7 separate regions of the Homo sapiens genome follow, and all the other regions are linked to region 1. The links are chromatin contacts, found by Hi-C or POLR2A ChIA-PET in ENCODE. All regions are on one chromosome and are shown on one strand. Each heading gives the region's core, a stretch centred on a gene start or an enhancer-like site at or near the end of the contact. The rest is flanking DNA. Distances are from core to core; before and after follow the strand shown. Region 1 holds the start of KBTBD2 (kelch repeat and BTB domain containing 2). Region 2 holds the start of ZNRF2 (zinc and ring finger 2). Region 3 holds the start of FKBP14 (FKBP prolyl isomerase 14). Region 4 holds the start of SEPTIN7 (septin 7). Region 5 holds the start of HERPUD2-AS1 (HERPUD2 antisense RNA 1). Region 6 has its middle 13 kb from the start of LINC03013. Region 7 holds the start of MTURN (maturin, neural progenitor differentiation regulator homolog).

What was found. A loop is a pair of places that touch in the nucleus more often than their neighbours do. ChIA-PET counts read pairs that join two places held with the same protein, here RNA polymerase II (POLR2A). Pooled maps may share reads with other maps.
Region 2: a pooled map shows a loop between it and region 1 (11-fold over the local background). The contact joins the promoter of ZNRF2 here to the promoter of KBTBD2 in region 1. A Hi-C loop is called at or near these places in 1 of 37 single-sample maps with no recorded cell type and 10 of 50 pooled maps. POLR2A ChIA-PET finds 5 or more read pairs at or near these places in 1 of 52 experiments (activated CD4-positive, alpha-beta T cell).
Region 3: a loop to region 1 is called in a map of CD8-positive, alpha-beta T cell, with 14 times the contacts of the local background. The contact joins the promoter of FKBP14 here to the promoter of KBTBD2 in region 1. A Hi-C loop is called at or near these places in 4 of 168 maps with a recorded cell type or tissue (CD14-positive monocyte, CD4-positive, alpha-beta memory T cell and CD8-positive, alpha-beta T cell), 5 of 37 single-sample maps with no recorded cell type and 16 of 50 pooled maps.
Region 4: a loop to region 1 is called in a map of natural killer cell, with 13 times the contacts of the local background. The contact joins the promoter of SEPTIN7 here to the promoter of KBTBD2 in region 1. A Hi-C loop is called at or near these places in 2 of 168 maps with a recorded cell type or tissue (CD8-positive, alpha-beta T cell and natural killer cell), 3 of 37 single-sample maps with no recorded cell type and 14 of 50 pooled maps. POLR2A ChIA-PET finds 5 or more read pairs at or near these places in 1 of 52 experiments (activated CD4-positive, alpha-beta T cell).
Region 5: a map of naive thymus-derived CD4-positive, alpha-beta T cell shows a loop between it and region 1 (9-fold over the local background). The contact joins the promoter of HERPUD2-AS1 here to the promoter of KBTBD2 in region 1. A Hi-C loop is called at or near these places in 2 of 168 maps with a recorded cell type or tissue (both naive thymus-derived CD4-positive, alpha-beta T cell) and 13 of 50 pooled maps. POLR2A ChIA-PET finds 5 or more read pairs at or near these places in 1 of 52 experiments (PC-3).
Region 6: a loop to region 1 is called in a map with no recorded cell type, with 9 times the contacts of the local background. The contact joins the enhancer-like site here to the promoter of KBTBD2 in region 1. A Hi-C loop is called at or near these places in 3 of 37 single-sample maps with no recorded cell type and 3 of 50 pooled maps.
Region 7: a loop to region 1 is called in a map of CD8-positive, alpha-beta T cell, with 7 times the contacts of the local background. The contact joins the promoter of MTURN here to the promoter of KBTBD2 in region 1. A Hi-C loop is called at or near these places in 2 of 168 maps with a recorded cell type or tissue (CD4-positive, alpha-beta memory T cell and CD8-positive, alpha-beta T cell) and 4 of 50 pooled maps.

What each region holds. Positions count from the first base shown.
Region 1 is chr7:32,890,422-32,893,362 of GRCh38, forward strand. KBTBD2 (kelch repeat and BTB domain containing 2) reads right to left here and starts at 1,339. Exons shown (of 4, transcript NM_015483.3): 1 at 1,115-1,339. RefSeq lists a silencer at 699-1,648 and enhancers at 1,420-2,123, 1,829-1,888.
Region 2 is chr7:30,283,282-30,286,254 of GRCh38, forward strand. It overlaps ZNRF2 (zinc and ring finger 2), which reads left to right and starts at 1,316. Exons shown (of 5, transcript NM_147128.4): 1 at 1,316-2,545. The coding sequence starts at 2,077. It overlaps LOC124901607 (a long non-coding RNA gene), which reads left to right. Exons shown (of 3, transcript XR_007060274.1): 3 at 918-973. It overlaps LOC105375218 (a long non-coding RNA gene), which reads right to left and starts at 2,804. Exons shown (of 4, transcript NR_136267.1): 1 at 2,779-2,804. RefSeq lists silencers at 1,162-1,591, 1,602-1,651, 1,732-2,121, 2,202-2,281, 2,432-2,561.
Region 3 is chr7:30,024,872-30,028,081 of GRCh38, forward strand. It overlaps FKBP14 (FKBP prolyl isomerase 14), which reads right to left and starts at 1,831. Exons shown (of 4, transcript NM_017946.4): 1 at 1,441-1,831. The coding sequence starts at 1,637. FKBP14-AS1 (FKBP14 antisense RNA 1) reads left to right here. Exons shown (of 3, transcript NR_187577.1): 3 at 516-2,370. RefSeq lists an enhancer at 2,087-2,236.
Region 4 is chr7:35,799,428-35,802,471 of GRCh38, forward strand. SEPTIN7 (septin 7) reads left to right here and starts at 1,630. Exons shown (of 14, transcript NM_001788.6): 1 at 1,630-1,843. The coding sequence starts at 1,783. SEPTIN7-DT (SEPTIN7 divergent transcript) reads right to left here and starts at 1,198. Exons shown (of 5, transcript NR_120512.1): 1 at 1,063-1,198. RefSeq lists enhancers at 862-921, 1,044-1,667, 1,282-1,671 and silencers at 1,822-2,061, 2,092-2,541.
Region 5 is chr7:35,693,938-35,696,965 of GRCh38, forward strand. HERPUD2-AS1 (HERPUD2 antisense RNA 1) reads left to right here and starts at 1,269. Exons shown (of 1, transcript NR_136255.1): 1 at 1,269-3,028. It overlaps HERPUD2 (HERPUD family member 2), which reads right to left and starts at 1,198. Exons shown (of 9, transcript NM_022373.5): 1 at 864-1,198; 2 at 247-690. The coding sequence starts at 393. RefSeq lists an enhancer at 337-1,224 and a silencer at 667-1,076.
Region 6 is chr7:35,727,887-35,730,996 of GRCh38, forward strand. No RefSeq gene overlaps it. Among named protein-coding and RNA genes, the nearest start is that of LINC03013, 13 kb to the left of the region's middle. RefSeq lists enhancers at 797-946, 1,397-1,496, 2,407-2,656. Within about 2 kb of position 1,470, at least 9 of the 41 ENCODE cell types and tissues checked have a DNase peak (open chromatin) inside an H3K27ac peak, as active enhancers do.
Region 7 is chr7:30,133,519-30,136,350 of GRCh38, forward strand. It overlaps MTURN (maturin, neural progenitor differentiation regulator homolog), which reads left to right and starts at 1,468. Exons shown (of 3, transcript NM_152793.3): 1 at 1,468-1,780. The coding sequence starts at 1,619. It overlaps LOC105375216 (a long non-coding RNA gene), which reads right to left and starts at 1,196. Exons shown (of 3, transcript XR_927146.3): 1 at 1,086-1,196. RefSeq lists silencers at 1,366-1,615, 1,386-1,763, 1,956-2,095, 2,416-2,595.

The sequences.
Region 1 (2,941 bases), core at 89-2,588:
ACCAAACTAAGTCATTCACAATTACAAGAGATCTAAGACCCATACTACTCAAATTCGGCAAAAATGTACAACTCAGAGGGAAGAGGGGGAAGATCCCTGTTAATTAGTTGCCTCGATAAAAGAAAATATCATTTTGGTCAGTGCACAGCGTTGATAGGGTTTCGTTTCTCAATGCCTAAATGCTGTGAGCCCGACGTACAGATTCAAGTATAAACAACACGTGACCAGTCCTGTTGCCTACGTCTTCATAAGGCTAATTGACACAGAAGATAGTTCACACACACACCCTTTTAAAGTTCATTTTGTATTTTGAATTCTTTTCCTATTTTCACTGGAAGGGGTCACCGTGGTAGCCCGTGGGATGGACGCTCCTCTACCTTTTGAGGCAGGTAGAGTTCTTAGATAGCTAAGCCCAAGGGAAAAAAAGATGTTAACTCAAAATAACCGCCCCACACCAAACTAAGCGATTTTTCTATTCCCCGGTTGTTCAATCCGTAGGGAGAAGGAGGTGGTCGAATTCAAGGAAGTTAAAGATTTCACAAAGTAAACACGTACACAATTTTCCGTTTCAAAGGGCAGTTTCTGCTTTCTTTTTTAAGTCGATATAGACCATAACAGGAGCTCTGTTCGTCTAGACCTCTCTTGGTTAGTTCAGATGTACGCGGGGGGAATACAGAAGGAAGGGGGTGTCCTCCTTCGGCCCACCATGTCGCGAACACGTCGCGAGTCTTTAAGGGAAACAGCTTTACTTCGGTAAGGGCGGGCGCGAGCCGAGGCCAAGGCGCCGCCCGGGAGCCCCGCGGGCGCCGAGGCGCCCGGTGCCGGGGCCGGAAACGCCCAGCTAGCGGCGTACCGGGCCGCCCCTTCCCCGCGGACCTGCCCGGAGCTCCGCCGCCCTGGGGCCGCCGCGGGGTGCGGAGGGCGGCGCCGGCCGCCCGCGCCCCTCCCCCGCCCGCGGCGGAAGCGTCTCGGGTTTGAAAGATGCCGCGGCCGCCGCCTCCCACCCGCCGAGCCACAAAGGGCCGAGCCCCCTCCCGCCACAGCCCTCCTCCCCGGCCCCTCCACAGGTCGCCGCGGGCTCCCAGCCTGCCCGGCGCTACTGTCGCCTGCTCACCCGCGTCCCTCGGTCCGGAGGTGTGGGATCCGCTCCAGCCGGTGGCCCCGTCCACACTGGGCCCCTCCGGCGCGGCGGCGGGGGCGTGGCCCTCCCGCCGCGGCCTCGCCTGGGGTCTCGCCTCCGCCTCCGGCCGAGGAAGGCTGGCGCCGCCGCCTCTTCCTTCCGGTTTCCCCTCGCACCCTCCCTCGCTTGGTCCGTCCAGCGCGGAAAGCAGCGTCCTCTGCGGGCGCCGCCGCACGCTCCTCAGGGCCCGACCACCGCCAGACTCCTCCCCCGGGAGCCGCGCCGCCCGCCCGCCCGCGCCGCCTTGTCAGTCCGGGGCCGCGAGACGCCGGGCCCGCCGCCCCCGCCGCCCCCGCCCCCGCCCCCGCCGCGCGCTCTCGCCCCCGCCCGCGGCCCGGGAACGCGCGCGCAATGGACCGCTGGCCAGCCTGCCGCGCCCGCCCTCGCCACGCCGCCCTCCCGCCTCGCGCGCGCGCGCGCCTGTCGGCACCAGCGGCAGTTTTGCAGTTTCCCGGGTCCTCGCGACCGTCCCCCGCCCCTCCCTTACTCTAGCTGCCCCCGCCCTTTTCCTCTGCCGGATGCCACCGGAAAGCCAAAACAATTGGGGCCGCGCAGGCGCGAAAGAGGAAACGGAAAGAGCAGGAAGGGCGGGGGCGGCGCGAGGTGACGGGAAGCGTAATTGAAGGGGGTTCCCGGGAAAGGTCATGGGAGAGCCCTTGAGGGGCGCGTGCGCGGCAGAGGGGCACTCCGAGTAGCCGCGGCGGCCGAGGCCTTGGGCCTAGACGGGCGGATGGAGAGGCCCGACAAGTTCATTGCTAGGAAATCTAGAGAGCAAAACACCAATTGTTATGCTGAAGGAGGTGTTTTATCCCTTGGAATTTCCCCTGAAATACAGATTTTTGCAGGCTGGCTCGGAAAGTGGGAATGAGTAGGACTAAACAATACCAGACCGGGGGCAGGAGAAAGTTGAGGAGGCGTTGGGCGGGTCGCTTTGTTGCCGCAGCACCTCTTCTCCAAACCATGCCCTCCTCTCTCCAGAGCCGCTTCGGCTTTTCCCAAGGCCAAGGAAGAAGTCAGAGCAGCACCCAAAAGGGCCCGCAGTTGGGGGAGGTTAGGGGAAAAGGGAGAGAGAGACATCTGGGTGCGGACGGCAGCTCCAGCGTCTGAAGCCTTCCGTTGTGTGCTGCAATGCGGCGGCTGCACGCCCCCAACCCCCCGAGTTCCAAAAGAGCGCCTTCAGCGTTGCTTCGCAAAGCGAAGCGTTTGTAGCAGCAGCTAATGGCTGTGGCCCGTACTGTTTTAGTTAACTTGGCACAGCTTGCTGGCAGGCAGGCTGTAAATTTGCTAGGAGCTATTCGTGGATCAAAAAATTGTCAGAAATGCCCACACAGACTCCACCTACCTTCCTAACTTACAGTCTTGGCACAAGCCCAATCTAGAGAATATAGATGACTAATTATAATCTGAAAGGCCATACAGTACATTACTGAAGGGAGCCTCTTCCTGTAAACTAGGCTAGATCAACTGAATGCACACCAAGATGCGTGTTATCAGGAACTACTGATAAAGGATTGTTTTACTGTAGAATCTGGAAACTACATTCAACAAATCTTCATTGAGTTTCCAGCATGCTACCACTGTACTTAGTCTAATTAAGTAGTTAAGTGGTATGATATCAAACAAGCTATACAAAAGATTAAAGTCATTTAACACACACTTGAGCACCTACTTTGTGCCAGATTGGGTATGAGAGATGCGGTCTAAACATGCAGACAACAACAACAAATGATACCTGCGGCAAGGAGTTCGTGATTCATCCTG
Region 2 (2,973 bases), core at 66-2,565, 2.6 Mb before region 1:
CACGTCTTTATATGTATACATATATTCTCCATTTGTTTAAAAACTTGATTCCCATACCCTAAGAGTGATGAAAATCATTACATAAATGACTTATTGCAAATAGTGAAAAGATGACAAAGTATTTCTGTAGTTTTATAAAACACCACTTGCTATTATTATTTTCAAGTAGAGACTAGACATTTTCATAATGGGAGTCTCAGAGCAGGCTGTTCCCTGGGTATCCAGACCCTGCTCTGCCGTGAAGAGACCACACCAACACTGAGGAAGGCACTGAGGAGAATTTTATTACATTTTAGAGAAGTTATAGGATTTTAAAGAGGCAGGTGCCCTAGGATTTAACACAAACAGTTCAGGTAAGAAACCTAAAGTCGGCCTGGTGCGGTACGTCACGCCTGTAATCCCAGCACTTTGGAAGGCCGAGGCAGGTGGATCACTTGAGGACAGGAGTTCAAGACTAGCCTGGCCAACATGGTGAAAGACCGTCTCTACTAAAAATACAAAAATTAGCCAGGCGTGGTGGCACGTGCCTGTAATCCCAGCTACTCTGGAGGATGAGGCAGGAGAATCGCTCGAACTCGGGAGGCGGAGGTTGCAGTGAGCCGAGATCACACCATTGCACTCCAGCCTGGGTGACTGAGCGAGACTCCGTCTCAAAAACAAAAACAAAAATAAACCTAAAGTCCAAAAAAGTAAAATAATTTGCTCACTACAGATAATTTAGTTTGGTGTTGGGCCTAGATTCTAGGTTTTGTGAGTCAGGTGCAGCGTTCCTGGCACCACAGTATTTGCCCTACCACAGAGGGTCAACCTGGATTATCCCGAGTTCTTCCAACTCTGCGCTTCCTCCCAGGTTGGTGTTTCATGAGTAAGTCTGAGATCAAGCTGGCTTTTGAGCTTCTGTTTTTTTTTTTAATCAGTGTGTAACACCAACACCCACCGAAACCAAACGGCTCTGGGCAGAGGACACAGCCATTCACGCCCCCTGCCAGGAAAAGCTGCAGCTGACACAGGCTCCTACAGCGTCGGCGGGCCACGTGCGGGAGGAGGGGCCGCCTTCTGGTTGGCGCCCGGTGTCCGTTCCTCCTATCGGCGTAGGCCCCGCGAGGAAGACAAGGGCGCGCCCTGGCTGGGAGGGCGTGGCCAGAGACCTGTCCATCACCGAGTCCACGAGTGGCAGCACCTACCACACCGCAGTACCTTGGCGAGGCGGAGCAGGGGCAGGCAGGTCGCGGAAGGGGGAGGCGGAGCAAGGCCGGCGGGAGCCAATCGGCCTGGCGGCACGAGGGGGCGGGGGCGGGGTCAACGCGCGCGACCCAAACACACGGGCCGGGCGCACCCTGCAGCCGCGCCGCTCCGCGGCCTTCCGGCGCGGGGCCGGGGAACCTCCTCCCCATCTGCGCACCCCCCGCCTTCGCGGCCCAGATCCTCCCGCCAGCCCGGCCCCTCCTTCGCAGGGGGAGCGAGGCGACGGTTGCCGGGAAGCGCGCGCCACCTCTCCCTCCCATTTTTCGTTCTCCCCTCGCGCGCCACCCGTTTTTCCTCTTTCTCCGTTAATAACAGCTGGGTGGCTGGGGGAGGAGGGAAGGTGGCCCCGGCGGAGTCTGGGCGGGCGCCTCCCACTCAGCCGCCAGCCGCCGTGGGAGCCGGAGGATGGCGGCGGTAGCAGCGGCCGCCCGAGAGGAGGCGGTGCCGAGATCGGGGGCGCCGAGCGCGGCAGCAGAGAGCGGTAGCGGCCCGTCGTGGCGCACCAGAACCGAAACCAGCGGCAGCCGCACGGCCACTTGAGCCGCCCCTTCCTGCTGGAGCCAGCGAGGGGTGCCTGCAGCCGGGACCCCTTCCTCTCCGCGTCTCCTCGTCTCCCGCGCCCGCGTCAGGCCGTCGGCCTCGCCCGCCGCCCCAAGAAGAGCGCGCCGGGCGCCGACTGCCCCTCTGGACGCCGGGCGGCGGCCCTGGACGTGCGGGGGCCTCTCTGGGCCGGCCGCGGCGCCTGGGCCCTGCCCTCTAGCTCCCGCGCTCGCTCCCGCCCTCCCGGCTCTCGGGGCGCAGCGCGCGGGCCCGGCCCGGGGCAGGGCGGACATGGGCGCCAAACAGAGCGGCCCGGCCGCCGCTAACGGCCGCACGCGCGCGTACTCGGGCTCGGATCTACCTTCCAGTAGCAGCGGAGGCGCCAATGGGACCGCGGGCGGCGGCGGGGGCGCTCGGGCCGCCGCCGCGGGGAGGTTCCCGGCTCAGGTGCCCAGCGCGCACCAGCCCAGCGCCTCCGGCGGCGCCGCGGCGGCCGCGGCGGCCCCGGCAGCCCCGGCGGCCCCGCGCAGCCGCTCCCTCGGCGGGGCCGTGGGGAGCGTGGCGTCGGGGGCCCGCGCGGCGCAGTCCCCCTTCAGCATCCCGAACAGCAGCAGCGGCCCGTACGGCTCGCAGGACTCGGTGCACAGCAGCCCTGAGGACGGCGGCGGCGGCCGGGACCGGCCGGTGGGCGGGAGCCCCGGCGGGCCGCGCCTGGTGATCGGCTCCTTACCAGCTCACCTCTCGCCGCACATGTTTGGAGGTACGGACCCCTCTCCGCGCACCCGCGCTCGGTCCTCCCGCGGCTGCACGTGGGCCGTGGCCGCCGGCTATTTTTACCCTTCTCCTTTTCTCCTTCTGCCGGGGCGCCGGGGGCTGCCTCCCGGACCAGCCCGCGTCGGTCTCCATCCTGGAAGAAACCCGGCGCTTAACACCGGCGGTGCCGCTACCGCATAGACGCGTGGTTTTGTTTTTAAACATCCTGAGCACCCTCACCTCAGCGGCTGCCCAGTAGAGAAAGTCTATTTTCCAGTGAGATGACTGGAGCAAATGTTGTTTTACAACAAACCGACGAAACAGCCCTTGTGGTTGTGGTTTTTAGTACCAGGAAGTCAGGAGGAGACCAGTTGCTAAATGTAGTTCTATCTGGGGACTCGAGTGGGGAACAGTTTTTAAAGGCCAAAAGTCAAA
Region 3 (3,210 bases), core at 581-3,080, 2.9 Mb before region 1:
GTCAGGCTGAGTCTAAAAGAGATCAGACTAAAAATAACAATATAACTGAATTTTCAAAATGCAAATCACATCATTTAATATCCACCGTGGCACTCACCTAGTTGACAAGAAGAAAGGGCTGTTGAGAATTCTAAGGCAAGCCATTTTTCTGGAACTTTTTCCCAGGGCTAACAGTTTAGAGAAGAGCCCCATTCATTTCCCCAACCCTCAAGACAGACCAGGTCTGAATGCCCAGTAAAGGCAGTTTATTAGAAAATCAGGTGGAGGATGGGCTATGAAGATTTACTGTTTTAATTCATGTTATTCCCTCTACCTACAACATCCTTCCCTACTTTCCCCCTGGAAACCTCCACCCATCTTCCAAGGTTCATTTCAATTATGGTCTCTGGGAAGTCTTTCCCTTTCCCCACCCCATGGAGCCTAACTACTTCAGGCCCAGTTACGCTTTGCTAGCACTTTGAATATTCTGTACCCTATATCATTGCATTATTTACTTGTCTTTCTCCCACCTGTAGATGGTGTATACTGTTAGAGGACAAGAACCTGCTTCTAGCCATCTTTGCGTCTCCAGGACCTGACTTGTGACCATTCAATAAGAGTTTGATAGATGGACAGACTAATGAATAGATGAAGATGATTAGAAGCCAAAATTTCTGAATCTTCCTAGCACCCAGAACATGGCTTAACATCAAGGAAATGCTCACTAAATACTGTCATAATGGAATGAATGGAACCGATGCCTAATTGAAAATCATTAGGCTGTAAACCATTTCCATGTTCCAATTTCTTCGTTTATAGAACAGAAATGATAGTGTAACCACCTGAAAATCCTTCACCTAGACTTCCAAAACCACACCCACCTCATCAATGAAGTCTGACTCTCTAGAAAGAAGCAAATGACTGAAATCATGGTCCTGTGCCTTGACCAAAATACCATTCGTCAGAACAAAAGAAGTAGGTCAGTGAAACGGCATTAGTATATCCTTCAACAGGCAAATAAGTGATAGTGTAGTTTGCTTTTGAAGTCGCTGTGAAAAGTTTTAGGTGAACATCACCTACACCACATTAAAAATGGAATCAAGTCATTTTCTTTAAGAAATGGAGTTTGAGATATGAGAATTCTTTTGGGCTTTTTCTACTTATTGGCCAATTATACACCCAGATATATTTCTGCAATATTTCAAAGATTCTAGTTCTAATTTGTATAATAAAAAAAATTAACAGCCTTTTCCAGACCACATGTTTCCAACAAGACCTTCAAAGGCCTCGCTCGCTATATAAAACTGGCTTTAAACAATTTCCTTTCCCAAAGAAGGAAATAAGATATTTCGGTTTTGTAAAAGAGGCAAAACCAGGTACAGGCCACCTTTCCTGCTGGAGAGCTGGCATAAGTGAGTGGATTCTTAATTACTATTTTACCTGCGGGGCATAATTACTTACGTGGAGTGAAATAAGGAGCCGTCCTTTTCTAAGTAGCCTTCATAGTGGACCAACATCAAATCCCCTCCTTTGGTCTTGCGATGGCAGATGAATGGCTTCTGGAGAACTTCAATTTTCACTTCTGGTTCAGGGATCAAAGCCCCAATCAAAGAAGTGACGAACAGAGTCAAGACCGCGTTCCACAAGAAAAGCCTCATGTTGCTGAAGCAAGGAAAGAAGTCCCTACAAAAGCAGCGAAAGGTCCCTCGACTTCATAGATTTAAGAACGTAGTTCAAGGCTTACGGACAAGGGCTTCAGACAAGTTCAGGACTCCCCCTTCTTAGAAGACGTGGCACATTTACCACCAACTCTTTTCTCAAGGGTCACGAACCTACCTTTAAAGAGTTAAGCCCAAATGCCGGCCTGACTGGCTCTTATAACGCGGCCGCCTGGGAATAGCAGCCTCCCATTGGCTATTGGTGCTGTCCTTCAGGCAGCTCTCAAGCCAATGACGCTGCAACGATGGAATTTACAGCCCGGTAGAGCCGGGCAGCTGCCAAGCGGCGGATCATCCCTTGTGGTCCTAGAGCCCGGTGGATTTCAGCATTCAACCAGCGTGGATTTTGGGAGAGGGGCGGGGCGCAGAGCCAACCGGAAACTCCTCCGGCTGATTTATCTCTGTGAAGAACCCTGCTGAGAGACGTAGGAAGAGTCCCGGGGCCCTATGAAATCTTCGGGGTTCCAGGAAAGACTCGTTTACTCTCGCCGTTGGAGAGCGGCCCCCCAAGATGCCACAATCCTAGGATTTTGCTATTGCTTATAAACTGTAAAGACTGACATACTGCTTGAGGGTTCACAAAGCGCGTTCCCGTTGCATGAACCTCACTACACCCAGTAAGGCAGGTTCTTTTTTCCCATTTAAAAGAGAAGTAAATTTACACCAGGAGATATTAACTGTCCTGCTTAAGGTTGTTTGGCCCCGAAGCAAATGAGCTCTGCCTTCAAACCAGGTCTGATTCATTCCACAGCACCACGTCATGTTATGGCTGCTAATAATTTATCCCTTAAGTTACCTTACAGGGTAAATAATGAGTTTCGACTTGCAGACTTCCGCTTTAAAGAAGAAATGGTAATCATGGTTACGAATTACACAGCCTCATCGTAGTTTACATTTTCTAGTTTTACATTTTTTGCCTAAGTTCAAAAGTAATGCATGTTCATTGAAGTCATTTTGGAAGAAATTGGAAAGCACTAAAGTAAGATTTCCAGATAATATTGGGGAGTCGAATCAAGTTGGAATTTCAGATACATAACGAATAATGGTTTTGCATTTTTATTTACTAAATCAGGCAACTTTAAAGAAAAAGAAAGCTCGCCGATACCACCACCAGCCGCAAACAATCCTCTTAATATTTTGGTGCATGCTTCTGTGACATATACTTAAAGCGATTTAAATCGTATTGTAGTCTTTTCTCACCTCCTCTTTCCACTTAATCTGTAGTTAACATTTTTTCTGGTCTAATAACCTTAACACAGTGCATATCCGCACTCTATGTGCATAGGAATCCCCCTGAAGATCTTGTTTAAAATGCAGATTTTGATCTGGAGGTCTGGGGTGGGTGCAAGATTCTGCATTTCTAACAAGCTCTTAGGTGATGTCAGTGCTCCGGGTCAGTAGATCAACACTTCCATAGTGAGACCTTAGAGTCTGGACAACATCTGTTTACACTGGCCTCATAGTATTCTACCCTGAAATTCCAATAATCTCTTTACGCCCTGTTATTGGTTAC
Region 4 (3,044 bases), core at 380-2,879, 2.9 Mb after region 1:
AGTTGCTTCTATAAGTTTCTTTTCTTAAAAAAAATTACTTGGAAATATTTCAAGTATATAGAACAGTAAAGGAAATAATTACAAGTGAACACCCATGTGCCCTCTACTTAGCTTAATGTTTTGCCACATTTTCAAGATATTTCTGGTAGAAAACAAACGTTATAGATACAAATGAACCCTTCTTGTTACATTCCCTTCTGTTCATCTCTGGAAGCAACCAGTATTCTGAATTTGGTATCTATCATTTCCTTATACAATTTTTAGTTTGATCTTACTTTTTTGTAATTATTAAACTTTTATTTATGGTATGTCATATATATCTTTCCGCAACCTGTCTTTTCATTTCTTCCTCAATATTAGGTTAATGACTCTATCCATATGAAAAATGGTAGCTTTAGTTCACTGATTTTTTGGTTCGTGTTGTATGTCAATTTGTTCAACAATGACACTTATTCATCCATTCTCCTATTAGTAGACATTTATTGTTTCACTAATATAAGCTATTTTGCTCTGAACTTTCTTGCACGTGCCTATAACTTAAAAATACACATACTTTTTTAAAACATGCAGTTAAACAGGAACATACACATTTCTTTAACATGTAGTTAAACAGGAAAAGTAACACATGTGCATGAAGAATACAACCAAGAGAGCCATCACGTTCAAGAAAAGACCACAGGTTATTCCGAGTGAAGTAAGGCTTTCACTAGAAGGCACTTGGGGAACGTTCCAATGACAGCGACATTCATCGCTACAGTAGAAACTCACACAATCGCAGCCCTTTATTAGTATTTTGTTACCCAGTAGTTCCTGTGTCCATTCATTTCCTCAACTGGAGTGTGAGCTCCAAGAGGACCGAACCGGGCACCGACAAGGTGAGCCAATATGAATGTGGCGAGTCCGCAATGGGGGCTACAGCGGCCGACCTCTGGGGCTGTGCCAGGCCACTAGAGTGTGATGGCGCGAGGGAAGGGTCGGGGAAACAGGGCCTAACCTCACTTTTCACCCCGAAAGTCAAGATAGCCACGGAAACAGGGATGAATGGGGAGCACAGACACCTGCCTCGAAGTGTCTCTTCACTTTCACTCACAAAGCCGTCGGGTCAGTAACCAGAAGCCGAGGGGCGGATGCGGCCCCCGCCCTGTGGCACTTTCTCAGTCTGGTTCTTCCAGCCGCGCCTCTTTGCCTTACGCCAATTCCGTAAGGAGGCGCTGAGGCCAACTGGCCGGCTCCCGCAGCTCCAAAACTTGACGTGAAATTGCGCGGGGCAGAGCTGACTGCGGCCATCTTTAATTCGGGCAAGACCCCACCCTCGCACCCCACCCACTAGTCCTTTTCAGCGTTCCCAGGATTTTCTCCAACAAATGTAACGCGGTTAACCTTAGAAGCAGTGTTGAAGAAACACGCAAAGAGGCCTGAGTATCCATGACCTCAGTGGTGCGAAACCCGGCCAACTTAAACATGGCGGCTAAACCCGAACAGCAAAACGTTGCTGACGCCAATGAAGTCATGCTCGAAATGGAGCGAGGCGGCGGAGCTGGGGAGGCGGTAATCTCGCGAGATGGAAGCCAGCCTCCGCTAGGCCCGGAAGCCTCGTCTGAGGGGGCGGGGGACGGAGGAGGGAGCGGGAGTCGAGCGAGAGCCTGTGGAGGAGTCCGCCTGCTGTAGCGTGCGTAAGCAAGGCAGCTACGCCGGGCGGCTACGCTGCGGAATCGGCGTAGGCGCCTTTGGAGAATCGGCGGGCTGCGCTCCGCTGGGGCTGGTCGCGGAGGGGGGGAGGGGATGTCGGTCAGTGCGAGATCCGCTGCTGCTGAGGAGAGGAGCGTCAACAGCAGCACCATGGGTGAGTCTCAGCTTCGGGTGCCGCGACTTGGGGTCAGCGGCTCCGAATGCCGGGAAGCTCTGCGGCCGCTGGACCGAGCTAGGGAACGCCCTGAGGCGAGGCGGAGGCAGCGGCGAGGGGAGCCGGGATGGGGGCCACTGCGGGCCCGGGGCGCGGCAGCGGCGGGCTCGGGGGGAGGGGAGGCGGCGGCGGTGACAGTTTGAATTGAACGTGAGGAGAGCCGAGGCGGCGGCATTTCCTGTGCCGCGGCGGGCTGGCCCCCGGCGCAGAGCCGCGGCCTCCGCGGCCGGAGCAGCCTGAGCGTGGTGGTCTCAGCCCTGCCCTTGCTTCTCTCCGTCCCTTCGCCTTTCCTCAGTCTCCTCCCGGGCCCGCCGGCTTCCGCGGCCCCGCTTCCTCCTGTCCCCGGCCGCATCCCCGTCGGCAGAAGTCCCCTCGTGGGGCAGTGGGCCTGGCTAGGAGGGTGGGGACGAGTGTGAACGCTCGGGCGAGGGTGCTGTGTGGGCCAACCCGGGCGGGCGGCGGCGGGGAGGGAGGAAGAAGGATGCACCAGGCTGAGGCTGTGGTGGAGGCGGCGGCGGCGGCTGCAGCCGCAGCTCCAGTCACCGCGTCGCCTCCCCGCTCCTCCTCCCGCCTCTCGGGGTTGCCTCTCTCCAGGCGCAGCCCGGAAGGCCGGTGGATGGCGGGCGAGTCTTGAGAACGGAGGGAGAATCGGTAGTTTGGTTTGGAATTTGGGCTTAATTTTTAGGAGTAAGGGAAAGAGAACGCCTGGGAAGGGCGCCCCCCGGAGGAGATAGAAAGGGTGGGAAGGGTCCTTGGAAAAGGGAGGGAGCGGAGATGTGGAGTGGCGAAGTTTAGGGAAATTAATTTTTGAAAATATTTCAATATTCTCAGTTATTCTCTTAACGAGCCCTTTCATTTCCTTTCCTCCCCCACATGTTGGAAAAAGAACAGGCCATTTCATTTACATTTTCCACTCCTGAGTTCCATTTCAGCTGTGTGTATAGTAAGAAATAAGCAACCGAGATTTTTCTAGGACATTTCCATTTGCTGAGTTACTTTTGAAGAGTACACTGTTTCAAATTTGGGTTTTTACAGTCCTAGGAAAGAATTTGTGACGTCCAGGTGTTTTCTTAGTTACTGAAATAATAACTTACTACATTTCTTGAGTTTATTGCTAAATAGTTCAGCTTTAAGAATTCTT
Region 5 (3,028 bases), core at 19-2,518, 2.8 Mb after region 1:
TGCCTGCCAATTCTTAAGTCCCTTGATATTTCTGCTTCCTCTTACTAATTAACTGAACCTCATCAGGAAAATATTAATGATGGTTCGAACACTCAGGAGACACAACCTCAGAACTCAAAATACCTCGCGGTCTACCAAAAGAGACCTATTTGATTCAAGACTGGAGGGGAGAAGCAGGAAAAAGGAGGGTACACGGCACGAAAAGCTGCTGGTCAGAGCAGCTGCCCCCAGCTTTTACACACTTACTGGTTTGCTAGGGTAAACGTTAGATAGATGCGTTTTTAGTTTCCCCACGGTCCAGTTCAAGAAGCAGCTAATAGTCTGGTCACTGTATTTCTGATTCGGTGCTTTAATGATGAGGGTCACAGGAATCTCCATCCCACTTTGGTCCATGGTGCCCCCAAAGTCAGACAGAGTCCAGAGGAGCGGCAGTTAAGCCCAAAAGAGCCGAGATGGTCACCGCCGGCGCGACTGGGATGAGGACAGAAGTGAGTTCTTAGTATTCCGTGTCCAAGTCAGTTACAAGTGCACTGGAGGATACGAAGCCCATTGCCGGTACCAAGGATGGACTGAGGTGGTGGCGACTGCGACGGTGGGGTCTGGGTGCCCGGCCGTGGAGGCAGCTCTCCCCGCCAGGTCCGGGCTCCGCCGGGCTCCGGACTGTGGAGGCCGTCGTGAGGAGAAAGGAAGCTATACGAAGGAAGGGTGGGAGGGATGAGGGCACAACGGCCGGCCCGGGGTCACTGCCCCGCCCCACCGCGACCCCCAAGCTGGAACGCAACAAGGCCCCTACGCCACGGCCCCGCGGTGCGGATCGGGGAAGCAGCTGGGCCGCTCAGGGCGGTCAGCGGGCACTGGGGTACCTGAGAGAAGGCCGCGGGGCCCGCCACCGCCGCCCTCCGCGCCCAGGCAGGGCCGCCAGCCACACCGTCCGGCCAGGCGTTTTCCGTGGCAGCCGCTCCCTTCCTGCTGCGCGGCGACCGGCACGGCCCAGCCCCGGGTCTCGCGAGGAGGCGCGGGTGAAAGGGAGAGAAGCTGACCGAAGGCGCGGCCCGGCTCTCCGCCTGACCCCTCAGTCTGGACAGCGCAGGGTGGCGGCAAGGCAGGGCTGGGCCGGGGGCGGCCCAGGCGACTACAGGTAGCAGGAGGGCGGGGACGAGAGCCGTTGCGCCACCGCTGGCGCGCCGGTTTTGTTGTTATTGCGAGGATTGTCTGGGGCCCCTTTAAGCCGGAACAGGCAGGGCGGAAGTGCGTCACCGGCGGCACGCCCCTGCACATGGACCTCCCCCGTCCCCGCCATCCCTGCCGATCCTGTTGCTGCCGCCTTCCCGCCGTGCTCGGGCTGCCCGGGACTCTAGCCGCCAGGCTTCGCGTCGCCCAGCGGCAGATCGGGCTCCTGGGAGCCTCTCCCCTGGCCGTTTGCTCGGCCTCGGCCCCAGCTGCCCTGGGGCCTAGCCACTAGCTCCCCTGGCGCTAGCCTACCCTGTCTTGACCGCACCCTGAAGATTTGGGAAGTCTTTCTCCATCCCAAGAGTCGTCTCTGCAAAAGTTGGTGTCCTTCCTGGTGCTGAACCACGCTTCTGCTCAAAATGTGTTGAGCGTCGTCTGTCTGCAAAGCACGGTGCCAGGAGCTTTGGTGGAGAAGGCATGGGGTACATGTGTAAAGAGTACAGGCTTTTGGTTAAACCTGAAGTCCTCCTCTACTTTCTGGGGGACCCTGGCCGTCCTTGCTGAGCCTCCGTTGACTTCTCTAATGGGGACGGTAATGCCTACCTGACCACAAGCTGATGAGTAAATGAGCTATGAGTGCAAAGTGTGGTGCAGTTCTGGCGTGTGCCAGCCTCTCAAGTGTCAGTTTCCGTCTCATTCCTCTTAATCTTCACTAAAATGGACAAGTATTCATTGAGCACCTAATGCGTGTTCAGTATGGTGGGAGATGAGGGATGACAGTATTATTTTTCTATTTTATAGGTTAGACATAGAACAAAAGGTTGAGTCTATTGCCCATAGCCGAACTTTTCTTCATTTTCTACTGTGGTTTAGAAGTCGGTATAGTAAGTTAAGGGTTGTTAGATGTGCATTTTCACAGCTCCCAGCTTCCACTTAGGAGTAGATAACATAGGGGACTTTGCGAGCTGGTCTCTTTCCCTCTTAGCTTCAGAAGGGCTTCGAGGTAGCCACCACTGAATTAGTTGAGAGACAAGGCACCCCTACGGAGGAAATCTCAACTGCACAACCCCTACTGTGCCCCAATTCAGCAGGAAGCAGTTAGAGCGGTGGTCAAACCTCCCCAATAGCACTTGGGTTTTCCTGTTGAGAGGGGGTACTGAGAGACAGGACTAGTTGGATTTCCTAGGCTGGCTAAGAATCCCTAAGCCTAGCTGGGAAATTGACCACGTCCACCTTTAAACACGGGGCTTGCAATTTAGCTCACACCCGACCAATCAGGTAGTAAAGAGAGCTCACTAAAATGCTAATTAGGGAAAAACAGGAGGTAAAGAAGTAGCCAATCATCTATCGCCTGAGAGCACAACAGGAGGGACAATGATCAGGATATAAACCCAGGCATTCAAGCCAGCGGTGGCTACCCTCTTTGGGTCCCCTCCCTTTGTATGGAAGCTCTGTTTTCACTCTATTAAATCTTGCAATTGCACACTTTTCTGGTACGTGTGTGTCACAGCTCAAGCTGAGCTTTCGCTCACCGTCCACCACTGCTGTCTGCCGCTGTCACAGACCCACAGCTGACTTCCATCCCTCTGGATCCAGCGAGGCGCCCATTGCTGCTCCTGATCGGGCTAAAGGCTTGCCCTTGTTCCTGCAGGGCTAAGTGCCCAGGTTCGTCCTAATCTAGCTAAACACTAGTCACTGGGTTCCACGATTCTCTTCCATGACCCACAGCTTCTAATAGAGCTATAACACTCGCCGCTTGGCCCAAGATTCCATTCCTTGGAATCCATGAGGCCAAGAACCCCAGGTCAGAGAACACAAGACTTGCCACCATCTCGGAAGTGGCCCGTCACCATCTTGG
Region 6 (3,110 bases), core at 220-2,719, 2.8 Mb after region 1:
AGGCCTGGTGTTGCCCTCTTTACTTCTTCATAATGAGTAAAGGTTGACACAAATTGTGTATTTAATTATTGCAGATAACACAGAGAGGGATCATGCCCATATTGATAGCCCTTCAAGGCCTAGCATAGTGCCTGGAACATGGTAAATAGTAACATTTATGAATGTCAGCATCTCTGCAGAGCTTTCCCTACATGGATTACAGCTTAGGCTAAAGCACTTGATATATTGCCCACTCCTGCTGTTAATATTTTTAACTAGTTATTTTTCATATTATATAAGCAACATGTGAATACAAGTTCATTGTAAAAAAAATCAAACTCATATAAAAGCTATAGTCTTTTATATGTAAATGATGCCACAATAAAGCTACTTTTTAAAAAGCCGCGATCCTCCTTCACAACTCCACACCAGCCCAGTCCCATTCCTTTCCCAGACACACACTCCACTCTTAACAGTTTCATGTGTAAACTTCTAGATCTTCTTCTGTGTGTTTTCATACATGTACATATCTTCATACATTATGTGCTTTCATACATGTATATTCAGATGAATACTCATATATTTGTGTTTTTGCACATATATACATTGTGCACATACATTCAGAGTGTTTTAGTCAGAGTGCAATCAGAAGGCAGAGCAGTGCTAGATATGACATTGCAAGCAGAGGGAATTTAACAGAGATGGTGGGGGAGTTCAGTGGCCACAGAACAGCAGGAAGCCACTATCAACCCTGGAGCTGGAGGGACAGAGGGAGGAAGCAGAGTTACCAGAGCCCAGGAGCTTGGGTCAACTGGAAGAATCTGGGACCATGGCAGCACTTCCAGCTAAATCTGGAGCAGTAGAGGAAGAGGCTATCTGACAGTAGGTGGAGACATGGACGAAACCTATCAGACACCATGTGAAGCAGGGAGAAAGGGAGACATAACCTGTCTTCTTCCCTCCTCTCATTCTCCAGTGTCTGTCACTGGCTCTCCTTAGCCAGTCTGGAAATGAGCCTGGAAAATGTAGTTCCCAAGGATACAAAGCCCAGATAGAGGATGGTCTGGAATGGATCTGAGAGCAAGCAGACAAAAGGCCAGCACATGAAGTTGAAAATAAAACACATAAATAGCATCATGGTATATGTAATGTTCTAAATTTATCACTTACCATTTTTACAGAGATAAAATCTGGTTAAAATGGCCATTGAGAGCAGGCTTGATCCACAGAATGAAAGGTACAGCAGGAGAGCACAGAGGCAGACAGCAAGGAAAGACATGCTACAGAAGGGCAGCCCAGGGGCTGGGGTGGGTGCAGGTCTTGTTCCTTGGGAACCAGGCCTGATCTGCTCTGCAGAGTGGGAGGAGGGCAGGAGTATGAGATGACCATTGCCCAGCAGTAGTATCAAAGACTCAGAGAGTTTACAGCCTGAAGGAAACTTAGGTCTCCCATTTCAACTCATGACTTCTACAGAATAAGGAACTGAAAAGCAGAAAGTGATGGGCCCGGCAACCCAAAGTATCTCAGCTAGTTTTTTTTTTTTTTGTCATTTTTGGTTTTTTGGGGCATGGTGGAGGAGGTGTTAGGGGACAGTTTAGCACCAATGCCTCCTCTTCCTGCTGTGAGTCACCGAGCAGCCTAGCAGAAAAGCTGTGAGGAGAAATGAGAAGCTCTAGAGGCAATCAAGCTCATCTGTCCTGCTGGGGGGCCAGTGTTAGACACCTGACATGTCTTAAAAGCGGAGTCACCAAAGGACATCTTTTTCTTAGAAACTCCCCTAGCCTCCAGAGTCTGGTTTTAAACTGTCTGTGGCATAATCTCAGAGCCTCCAGCAGGTCTCAGGGACTGTGCTAGATACAAAGATGAATGAGATAAGATAATGAACAAGAGACATATTTCCAGGAGCTCTGAGCCTCACAGGGAATCAGAAGTGAATAAAAGGGAGCATGATGCAATGTGATAAATATAATACCTATGGCACAGAAGAGGAGTTGATAATTGCTGGGGGAAGCAAGAGCAGGGAGCTGGGAAAAGAAAGCTTCACAAAGGTAACCGCAGGGAAAGTGTTGAAGGAGGAATAGGAGCTTTTCAGAACACTAACCCCAATGTTAATAACTGAATTAGACCAACCTTCCCCAAAGACCACTATTATTCCTCAAGGATTTACACAGAAACTGTTCTTATCCCATTTACCTCTTATTACATAATGGGAACCCCCCACCCACCCACACACACACACACATATTTGAAAGTATATGATAGATGAAATGAGTTCACTGCCCCATCAACCATGATCGGCAGGGCCAGATTAAGATCTTCAGAGACTCTGGGCACTGCAAAGTTGATGGTGCTTCCATACGTAATTTAATGTAGGAAACAATGCCATCATGCACATGCCTGTAAAGAAGTCCAGCAAAGTTCTGGTTTTTCCTACAATGACACATTTTAGATGTTTTTCAAAATATCAAATAGCCAACATCACCCATGTAATGGTACTGGGATTCTTTTGGTGCCCCTGCTCTGCCAGTGCCCATGCCTGCTTATGGGTGACCCTGCACTGATGAGGCAGCCCCTTCCCACGCCAGAAACCCCAGGTGGGGTTGGCCTCATAAGTTCATATTCCTATTCTTAACCAAATGGACTTAAAGTTGTTCTTTCACTTCCCCATATATCACATGCATTATGACTTTGTTCTTTATCCCTTTCTGTCAACAAACACTCAACCTGCAACCCACGAAGGCCGTCTGAAGGTCTAGTGGTCTGGTTAACCATAAAGAAAGACTGGTGTGAGAAATGCTATTTTCTTATACTAAGCTCAGCTGCTTGTAGCAAGAGGAAGACCATGTGACAGTGAGGTGTTTATGAGCACAGGCTTTAAAAACAGCCATGGTTTAGCCGGGCGCAGTGGTTCATGCATGTAATCCCAGCACTTTGGGAGGCTGAGGTGGGCAGATCATGAGGTCAGGAGCTCGAGTCCAGCCTGACCAACATGGTGAAATCCCATCTCTACTAAAAAAAATACAAAAATTAGCCAGGCATGGTGGCACACGCCTGTAATCCCAGTTACTCAGGAGGCTGAGGCAGGAGAATCGCTTGAAACCTGAGAGGCAGAGATTGCAGTGAGCCAAGAT
Region 7 (2,832 bases), core at 218-2,717, 2.8 Mb before region 1:
AATTCAGTTCCTTGCAACATTGGCCTAGGCAAATAATTTATGACTAAAACCCCAAAGGAAGTGCAACAAAAACAAGAATAGACAAATGGGCCTTAATTAAACTAAAAAGCTTCTGCACAGTAAAAGAAACAATCAACAGAGTAAATAGACAACCTACAGAATGAGAGAAAATATTTGCAAACTACGCATCTGACAAAGGACTAATATCCAGAATCTACAAGGAACTCAAACAACTCAACAAGAAAAAAAAAAAACCCATTAAAAAGTGGGCAAAGGACATGAACAGATATTTCTCAAAAAAGACATACAAGTGGCCAACGAACATATGAAAAAATGCTCAACATCCACTAATTATCAGAGAAATGCACATTAAAACCACAATGAGATACAATCTCACACCAGTCAAAATGGCTATGATTAAAAAGTCAAAAAACAGCAGATGTTGGTGAGGGTGCAGAGAAAAGGAAACATATATACGTGTTGGTGGGAATGTAAATTCGTGCACAGTGCCTGGTTCAGAAGACACACTTTACAGAAAAAAGCTGGCTGAATGTTTATAACGTGTCTGTGTTTGTAGTGTTCAAGTCCTGAGGGCGAGGACCCTAGTGCATTTTCTGCAATCCAGTAATGCCTGTCCAGTATATGGCAGCCAGTGAGCACTCAACAGGTGCAATCGTTGGGCCACACACTCTTGTTTTAAAATGTGCTTTATCCTCTTGACCTTTTTAGGTTATGCAATGTGAATTCAAGCTGAATAATACTGAAGCCAGTCTTATGAGGCTCATTTCTAAGAAATATTCAGCTTTACGTAACGCAAATAAAAAATCACACACGCCCTTTGCAAGTGAACATTCATATTAGTGTCTGATAAATGCATTAAGAAGACACATTCCCTTAAATCAATCGGAGAACAGAACTTTGGTTTCTGCAAAAAGAAAAGCTCCCTTTTCCTTAGATTTTCTCAGCTCCTCCACTGCTAGCCCCAGACAAGGTCCAAGTTATCTGCAGTTCTATGGCCTCCCTTGCATTTAAATCGCATTTGGGCAAACGCTTCCTGGGCTTTCTAACTCCACAGAAACGCTAACCAGGTATTGGGCGCTCGCACCGCTTCCAGGTAACCCGCGGAGCTGCGGATTCCAGGCTCGCGCTGTGACGTCACCGGGCTCGCAAGCCGCGGCGCGGTCTCAGGCTCCGGTGATTGGCTGGGGCCCATGACGTCACGGCCCGGGGCGGCACCGCGATGGCCAGGGCCCCGGGATGCTCCGGGTTTGTTTAAAAATAAAGGGGGGGCGGGAGCGCCCAGGAAAATCCGGGCGCCCGCGGGGGTGCCGGCCGCTCCTCCCGCCGCCCCGCGTCCCGGCCCGGCCGCGCCAACCCCCACGGCGGCCCGCAAGGGGGCGGGGGGAGGCGGGGCGGAGGAGGAGCCGCGGGCGCGGCGCCGCGCTGTCCCCGGCCGCCGCCCGCCCCACTCCGCACCGCATGTAAACAGTCCCAGCCGGCCCAGCCCGGCCCCGGAGGAGCCCGCGCAGGCCGAGCCGAGCGCCGCGCTGCCCGCCCGGGAGGAGGGCGCCTAGGAGCGGGAGGGCGGGCGGCGGCGGGAGGCGGGCGCGGGGCCGCGATGGATTTCCAGCAGCTGGCCGACGTTGCGGAGAAATGGTGCTCCAACACGCCCTTCGAGCTCATCGCCACCGAGGAGACCGAACGCAGGATGGATTTCTACGCCGACCCCGGCGTCTCCTTCTATGTGCTGTGTCCGGACAACGGCTGCGGCGACAATTTTGTGAGTGCCTGGAGGAGGGACCGCCGGAGCCGGCGGGAGTGTGGACGCGGCGGTGCGTCCCTGCGCCCGAGCTCCCGCGCGGTGGGCGGCGGTGGGCGCAGAGTGGGGGGCCGTAACCCGCGCCCCGCGCCCCGCGTGCTCCGCCGGGGAAGCCCCGGGCCGGGCGGTGCGGGCTCCGCTGCCCGGGTGGGGCCCGGTGGGCGGCGGGCAAGGCGCCCGGAGGATCCGGGGAGCCGGGTCGGGGCGGGAGGTGTGGCGTCCCCCTAAAGGCCACTCCTCTCCCCGCTGCTGCGGGCGCCGTTTCGGGAACCCGACCTCGCGGCCCGTGCGCGGTGCCTGGCATGGAGCATCCCTGGGGTGTGGGTGTCACCCGCGTCGGACCAGCCGGGTCTGGGGCGCACGGACCCTCCGGCAGGAGCCCAGGTCCGGAGCTTCCCACATCCAGGCGTCCCGTCCGGGATAGGAATCCCGCTCCCCTCCGGTGCCCAGCCTCGGCTCCTCGCATTGCCCCTCCCGGGAGAACCCCACTCCCCGCCCTCGCGGGTTAGTCCTTGCACTGCCTGTTTGGACACAAAGCTCTGTCCATACTAGCGATGCCCGATCTCCTGGACCTTCTTTGCGGAATTACACCCCGGATCTTAATACGCACGCGCGCCTGCGCATACACCCCAACACACACACACACATGCTCACACCCTCACCCTCACACGCGCACACTCACGCGCACACGCGGCACGCCTCTCCCCCTGCCCCCGCGCTGCCCTCGCTGCCTCTCTGAGCTGCCCGAGAGGTGTGTGTGGCCCGGGCGGGTTCTCTCCAGCCGAGGCGGTGCCCTGGCCCTGCTGAAGCCCGTTGGCTTTTCCAGATGACGGGGAATCCCCTCAGCCCCGGCTCAGAGGGACCGGGAACTGGGACTGCGGTGTCCAAACCTTCCACTTTGAATCCTGCACCCACCTGGGATCCCGACTCTGGCAGTTGAGGAAGGGGATGCGGAGGGCAGGGGAGTCGGGGTGGGAGGGGTGGAGTAGGGCGAGCACGGTGCTCATGAAGTG